Regions from separate parts of the Homo sapiens genome. Here region 2 is linked to region 1. Evidence: read pairs that join two places in POLR2A ChIA-PET (ENCODE). Cell type or tissue: PC-9. All regions are shown on one strand. Each heading gives the region's core, and the rest is flanking DNA. Links, peaks and the distances in the headings are about the cores only.

Region 1 (2,923 bases), core at 155-2,654:
ATGCAGAGAAGGAGTTAAAAACAAGATTCTAAGGCTGTTTCCAACTAGGAATGCTTTCCTAGCTAAGTAAGCATCTGCTTTCCAGATTGACTAAAAAAGGTTTCAAAAGCAGTACTTGAACTCTAATGTACTTTTAATTTACCCAATTTAGAATCTGAATCTACGAATAAGATCCCTCAGATTAAATACACAGAGGTAGAAACAATTCTAATCTAATCCTAAATAAGAAAAATAACACTTTAGATTTCCTTCAAAGTTCCCTCACAGGCATAACAATGTTGAAAAAGCCATGCGAAATCTTAAGCCTATTTCCTTCCCAAATATTCTACCAAAAATTTGAGATTTAAAATGCCTAACACTTACACAAATAAAATACAGTGTCATAAGGCATTTGAGGGCAGCTAAATTCAAAATGAAATTCAGTCATTCATACCTTTAATTAAACTCCAAAGCTTTAAGCATGTACTGTGTATGTCAGGGCAATTTTTGGAAACTGTTTTAGGTTATTTAGCAAGATTTATAAGTTTATAGAAAAAATACAGACCCTTTATATGATTTTAGCTTGTACAGGAGAAAAGAACAGAACAATATGTGTAAAGGAAAACATTTTTCCATTTGTGATTTCCACTCTGCTGGAAAACAGGGATGTGGCTAGGCATTCAAACGGCGCTCTGCCCTTACCTCCTCCCATACCCCCTCTGCTGACAGGCTGTAGAGATCCAAGTGCCACCGATGGGTCCCTGGTGCTTGGGAAAGAAACCCTGCTGGGTCACCAAGTGTGAGGTCTGTCTCAAGCAATTTTTATATTTTAAAAAAGAAGAACCACCACTAATAACCAACACATTTATCTCATAAAAATTGGATGAAGGCAGGAATTTCCACCCTCAACCAAGGGAAGCCCAGCTGGGCTCCCGATTGATGAGTGAGATCTTGCTTAGGGAAAGAGAAAAGTGGACATGAAGCCACTCAGAAAATGGGTCACACCAGTAACAAACTGAAAATGTCAAGGAAACGTGGCCTAGTTACAGGGCAGAGCTGTGGCCTCCACAGCCCAGGAGCCTGAGGTGACAGAGGGAGGGTATCTGGCATGTCCAAGAAACAACAATGAACGAGTAAGTAAGCTGGAATCCCCAAGGGCACTGTGGGGAGCAAGGAGGGGCAAATGAATCCTTTTGAAAACAATGAGGCGTTCAGGTTATTTCCAAAGGTGGGGAATGTCACCAACTTTTCAGGCAAATCGGTCTGAAGAGATCTTTTCTGCTTGGAGGTGGGTGAGAAACAGAATTCTCCATCTAAAAGGAAAGATCCTTCTCCACAAAAAGTTGATCCAGCCACAGAGGAAAACTTCCTCTTTCAAAGCCCCACATTCCAAAGGATGACAAATAGAGACAATTCTAGTAAAAGCATAGCAGCCTGTTTGGGTGTAACCCTTTGGCATAAAATAGCATGGGGATGGTAAAATTGCTTTTTAAAAAAAAAAATGCTATGAATTATCACTTGTCTAATGCATATTATTCATTTTGCCATTCATTTGGTCTCAATAAATAACAGCTATGCACACAATTATCAGGTACCCTGTGGGATTCAGAGGTTTCCAAATCTTTCAGGAACAGGGTGTGGCGTGTCTACCCTAGCTGGTCTTGCTTTAAGGAGGGGTAGCACCTGCCTCTACAGCAGAAGTTCCTTCCTCCTCTTCACTGATCACTTAAAGCCTGGACTGAGTTATAGCTCCAGTCTCAGATTCAAGGTAGGAGGCTGGTGGGGGAAGGTGAGTGGGACAGCCTGGGACATTTCTCTGCACAGGAAAAATACATACCATGGCTGAGGGACTGGAGAAAAAGTAAGGACAGTTTGTGGGGGGAGCCCTCCAAAATAATACTATTAATTGCCATACACAGTACTAAAATACGTAAGTAAAAGATGATCTTAATTTTCATGCCACCTATTTGAGGAGGTTATGATCACACTATTTTACAGATGAGAAAACTGAGGTACAGAGAGCTAAAGTCACTTGCCTCCTTCTCCTCCAAATCCCTATCTCCTTGGTTCTCCATTAGTTTTCTCCCTGGGACTTCTCAATATACTGTGTGACATACTGTGTTAAACACTGATTTATCTCCTGTCTCCACTAGAATATAAAATCCATGAAAGCAGAAACTCTTTTTTTTTTTTTAATATTTTTAAATCACTGTATCTTCAGCACTCAGACCACCACCAGGCCCACAGTAGGAGTTCAATTGACATTTGTGGAATGAATGTTGACCAACTAAAGTGGAAGATTAGTAAAATTTGAGAGATATCTCTGAAGGCAAGTTTTCCCTGAATTTCATCAGAGAACAGCTGAATCAAACTCAGAAGAAGCCAGCAATGTTTCAGAGAAACAACTCTGTCTGGACGCAGGCCTTGTTTATCCTTTGAATTCCAGGGACTGTTCTCTGGCCACTAAGACAGGAGAAGAAGGTTGACTCTGGCAGAATCTGCAGGCGTTTGGCATGCGTGCGTCTTTTAGGTCACCAGAAATAACTTGGAAATGCATGAGCGTGTGTGTTAAGACAGAAGGACGAGAAAAATTAGTTTTATTTATGAGGCTACTGAGCAGTTAGTTATTTTTTAGGGGTGGGGACCACTTAGGCAGAGAGAACTCCAAGGTTGGGTTCCATCATTGCAGTAATCATCCCAGCCCTCCTAGCTTTCTTTCAATCTTTCAATCTTTGTGGTCTAAAGAAGGCATTTACCTAGTAGTTTCTAATTTGGGGAAATTACTGCAGCATGTTATGTCCCTGGTGGGGCATTCCCTGACTTCTTTCTCAGCATTTGTTTACTTCCTCCTTTAAAATCACTCTCTCCCAGAAAGGAGTTGGCATGATGCCCCACTGGTCACTGTGGAAGGAGAGAATGATTTATTTCTGCAGCCCTCAGTAAG
Region 2 (2,923 bases), core at 154-2,653, 220 kb after region 1:
GTACCTGGGTGACAAAATAATCTGTACAACAAAACCCCATGACACAAGTTTACCTACATAACAAACCTGCACATGTACCCCTGAACCTAAAAGTTAAAAAAAATTAAATAAATAAAAAGAAAGCTCAGAAAGGACTGAGGCCTGCATCGTCACACTAGAGCCTAGCAAGCTCACCCCATACCTTCCTAACTATCCATACTCTTTCAATCACTTATTTTAACAAAGAAAGGAAAACGCAAGTGTCAGCCGCAGACTGGTGAGCTGAGGTTAGCATACAGCAGGATTATGAACTGCTAGGCCTGGGATGCATCATAGCAAAGGAGGCTAAAGATTACTTCCTGCTCCTCCAGTCATATCCTGAAAGTTCACACTGACTGCTAAACGAAATCACATTTTCCATACTATTGAAAGCAGTCCCTGCCCTGCACTCTGGTGAACTGGAACAAGGTGACTTGAGCTAAGTGAATCAAGTAATTTAAAAACAGAGCTAGAAATAGAACCCAGGTATCCCAATATCCATCTTCCTCTCCAAAAAGACAATAGTAAGAACTAGCTTTAAATGATCACTTTGCCATGTACAGGCATTTACATATAGGTTGATCCTTACAAAGCACTCTTATGAGGTAGGGGCTATTATTATCACAATTTGCAGGTGAGGAAACCTGCTCAGAGAGACTGTCATTTTCCAATTTGAGACTGCCAATAAGCAGTGGTGTAGGATTTAAACTTGGGCTGTGTGAGTGCACATTCTTAACCACCATAACATTCTGCTTCTAATCCTGAGAGCTCATCTTAACAGTAATCAATCTTACTTTTCCCTTTAAAAACTTTTCACAGCTCACTCTTTCAGATATTAGATGCAGAACATATGCAATGCAATTGCCCATTTATTCCAGGAGTTCTAGAAGGACTAGGGGGTTAGAGCTCGGGCACGGTAGAGAAAGGTGAGAGAAGACACATTTTGTTCAGCCCCAAAGTCCACAAAGACGAAAACAGAAGATATCTTTAAAATGGAGGTGAGCAGAAGGAAGTAACATTGTCTTTTACTAGAGGAGTGGTTTTTCCTTAGCCTCTTCCTTCTTTTCCCTTCATCCACTGCAGTAGCCACAGCAGAGTAACTCTACTTAAAAAGTAAAGGTTGATACCATTCAACTGTGACTTCCTAACAATTCAGCAGCAATTTTTTGTGTGTTGCGCAAAAATAGCACAGAACTGGAAGCTAAGAGACCTGAATCATCTATCCGAGATCAACCAATTACCAGCCTTTTTTAGGCAGTGTTCCCTCTTCCATAAATAAGGGTATGATATTGACTTACGTGTGGGCTTGCTTCTTCCTGCTCCACAGCTATGAATGGAGCCATAAGAAATTGCCAATATCTGGCTATTTTTGACCTACAAGAGTGGTGATTTCCTAATACACAGACTTACACACAATTGTTGATGCTAAAGTATCTGTTTCTTACCTTCTTAATCTAATTCCACCTAATTCTAGCATCTGCCAACCTTCAAAACTTGTGGCTGTCGAAAGAGATTCAAGTACCAGCTCAAAGTGGAGAAATATTTTATTTAACTAAAGAATCCTTGAAATGTGAAGGAGGACTAATACATCTAAAATAAGGAGGCGATATAAGCAGTTGCAGAAAGACACCACTAATCACAGCTAAGGGGATATATGGAAATGCAGTTTTAAGAGGCTACGCAAGCCCTGAAGCTGTGGATCACTCAGTCCCCCTGGCTTCCTGAGCCATCTTTTCCATAGCAGATGGATATTAAATACTTCAAGTTGGGTGTGTATATGTTGGCAATGATGATGGGCTGGTAGAAATTCTATTCTACTTTCTTTTAGCAAACATGCTTACCAGCAATATGCAATGAGAAAAGGAGAGACAACTTTAGTTATTGGAAACTCGCCAAAGAAACTCTGCTGTCTCTAAAATTTTCCTGAGCTGTGGTATTTATGCAGTCTGAACTAAGGTTTCCGTGTCCAATTTAATATGAAAAGTCATCTGTTCCCAAGCCTTAGACAATGGCCACACAAAAGTAAAACAAAAGCTTATGGAGTTGCAACAGTGACCCTATTGTTTGTCAACCCAGATTTAACAGAAAGTGAAAAAATCCAGCAGAATCATTTCAAAGCTTTATCTGACTATCTGAATAGCTAACTTTGTTGTTTTTTAAAGTTATAATTTCATACTATTATAAAAATAGTAGTGTCCTGTGACTCTTTTGCCCTACTTCCCCCCCCATAATCCAATGATACTATCTTTTAAAACTATAACATAGCATCAAAACCAGAAAATTGTCACTAGGACAATATTGTTAACTAGACTATACTCGTTGTTCAAACTCCATCAGTTTTGACATGAGTTCATCTGTGTGTATGTAGGATTGTACAGAAGTATACACATATACTTTGCTGCAGTTTCTCATAACTACTTTAATATGGTTTCATATAACTAACCACCAAGATCAAAACACAGAACTATTCCATCACCACGAAGGACTTGCTTGTGCTACCCCCTTTATAGTTGCTTCCTACTTCCAATGTCCGTATACCCTGGATATCACTATTCCATTCTCCATTTCTAAAACTGTCACTTCAAAAATGTTACAAAATTAAAGTATATTTTTTTTTGAGACTGGCCTTTTTCATTTAGCATAATGCTCCTAAGATGCACCCGGTTGTTGTGTACCAATAGTTCATTTCTTTCCATTGCCAAACAGTATTCTATTGCATGGATGTACCAGTTTGTTTAACCATTCACCCATTAAAGGACATCTGTAGTACTTCCAGTTTCAAGCTATTATGAATAAAGCTGCTATGAGGGAGGTTTATGCATACAGGTTTTTGTGCGAACAGTTTTCATTTCTCTGGATTAAATGCCCCAGAGCAATTGCTGTGTCATAGAGTAACAGCAATATT

What was found. ChIA-PET counts read pairs that join two places held together with the same protein. Peaks named below come from ENCODE experiments on the same cell type or tissue, not always from the same donor. Only the 100,000 strongest peaks of a DNase experiment are listed, where the experiment ranks them.
Region 2: POLR2A ChIA-PET joins it to region 1 with 5 read pairs; 2 of 35 experiments call an interaction of 5 or more read pairs at or near these places.

The regions. Positions count from the first base shown.
Region 1 is chr5:143,153,411-143,156,333 of GRCh38, reverse strand. The region is part of intron 20 of ARHGAP26 (Rho GTPase activating protein 26); the gene reads right to left. Among named protein-coding and RNA genes, the nearest start is that of ARHGAP26-IT1, 38 kb to the left of the region's middle. In PC-9, for the core only: no CTCF peak of the experiment used is centred there; a DNase peak (open chromatin) is centred at 1,373; H3K27ac peaks cover 992 bases.
Region 2 is chr5:142,937,502-142,940,424 of GRCh38, reverse strand. The region is part of intron 11 of ARHGAP26 (Rho GTPase activating protein 26); the gene reads right to left. Among named protein-coding and RNA genes, the nearest start is that of ARHGAP26-AS1, 70 kb to the right of the region's middle. In PC-9, for the core only: no CTCF peak of the experiment used is centred there; no DNase peak of the experiment used is centred there.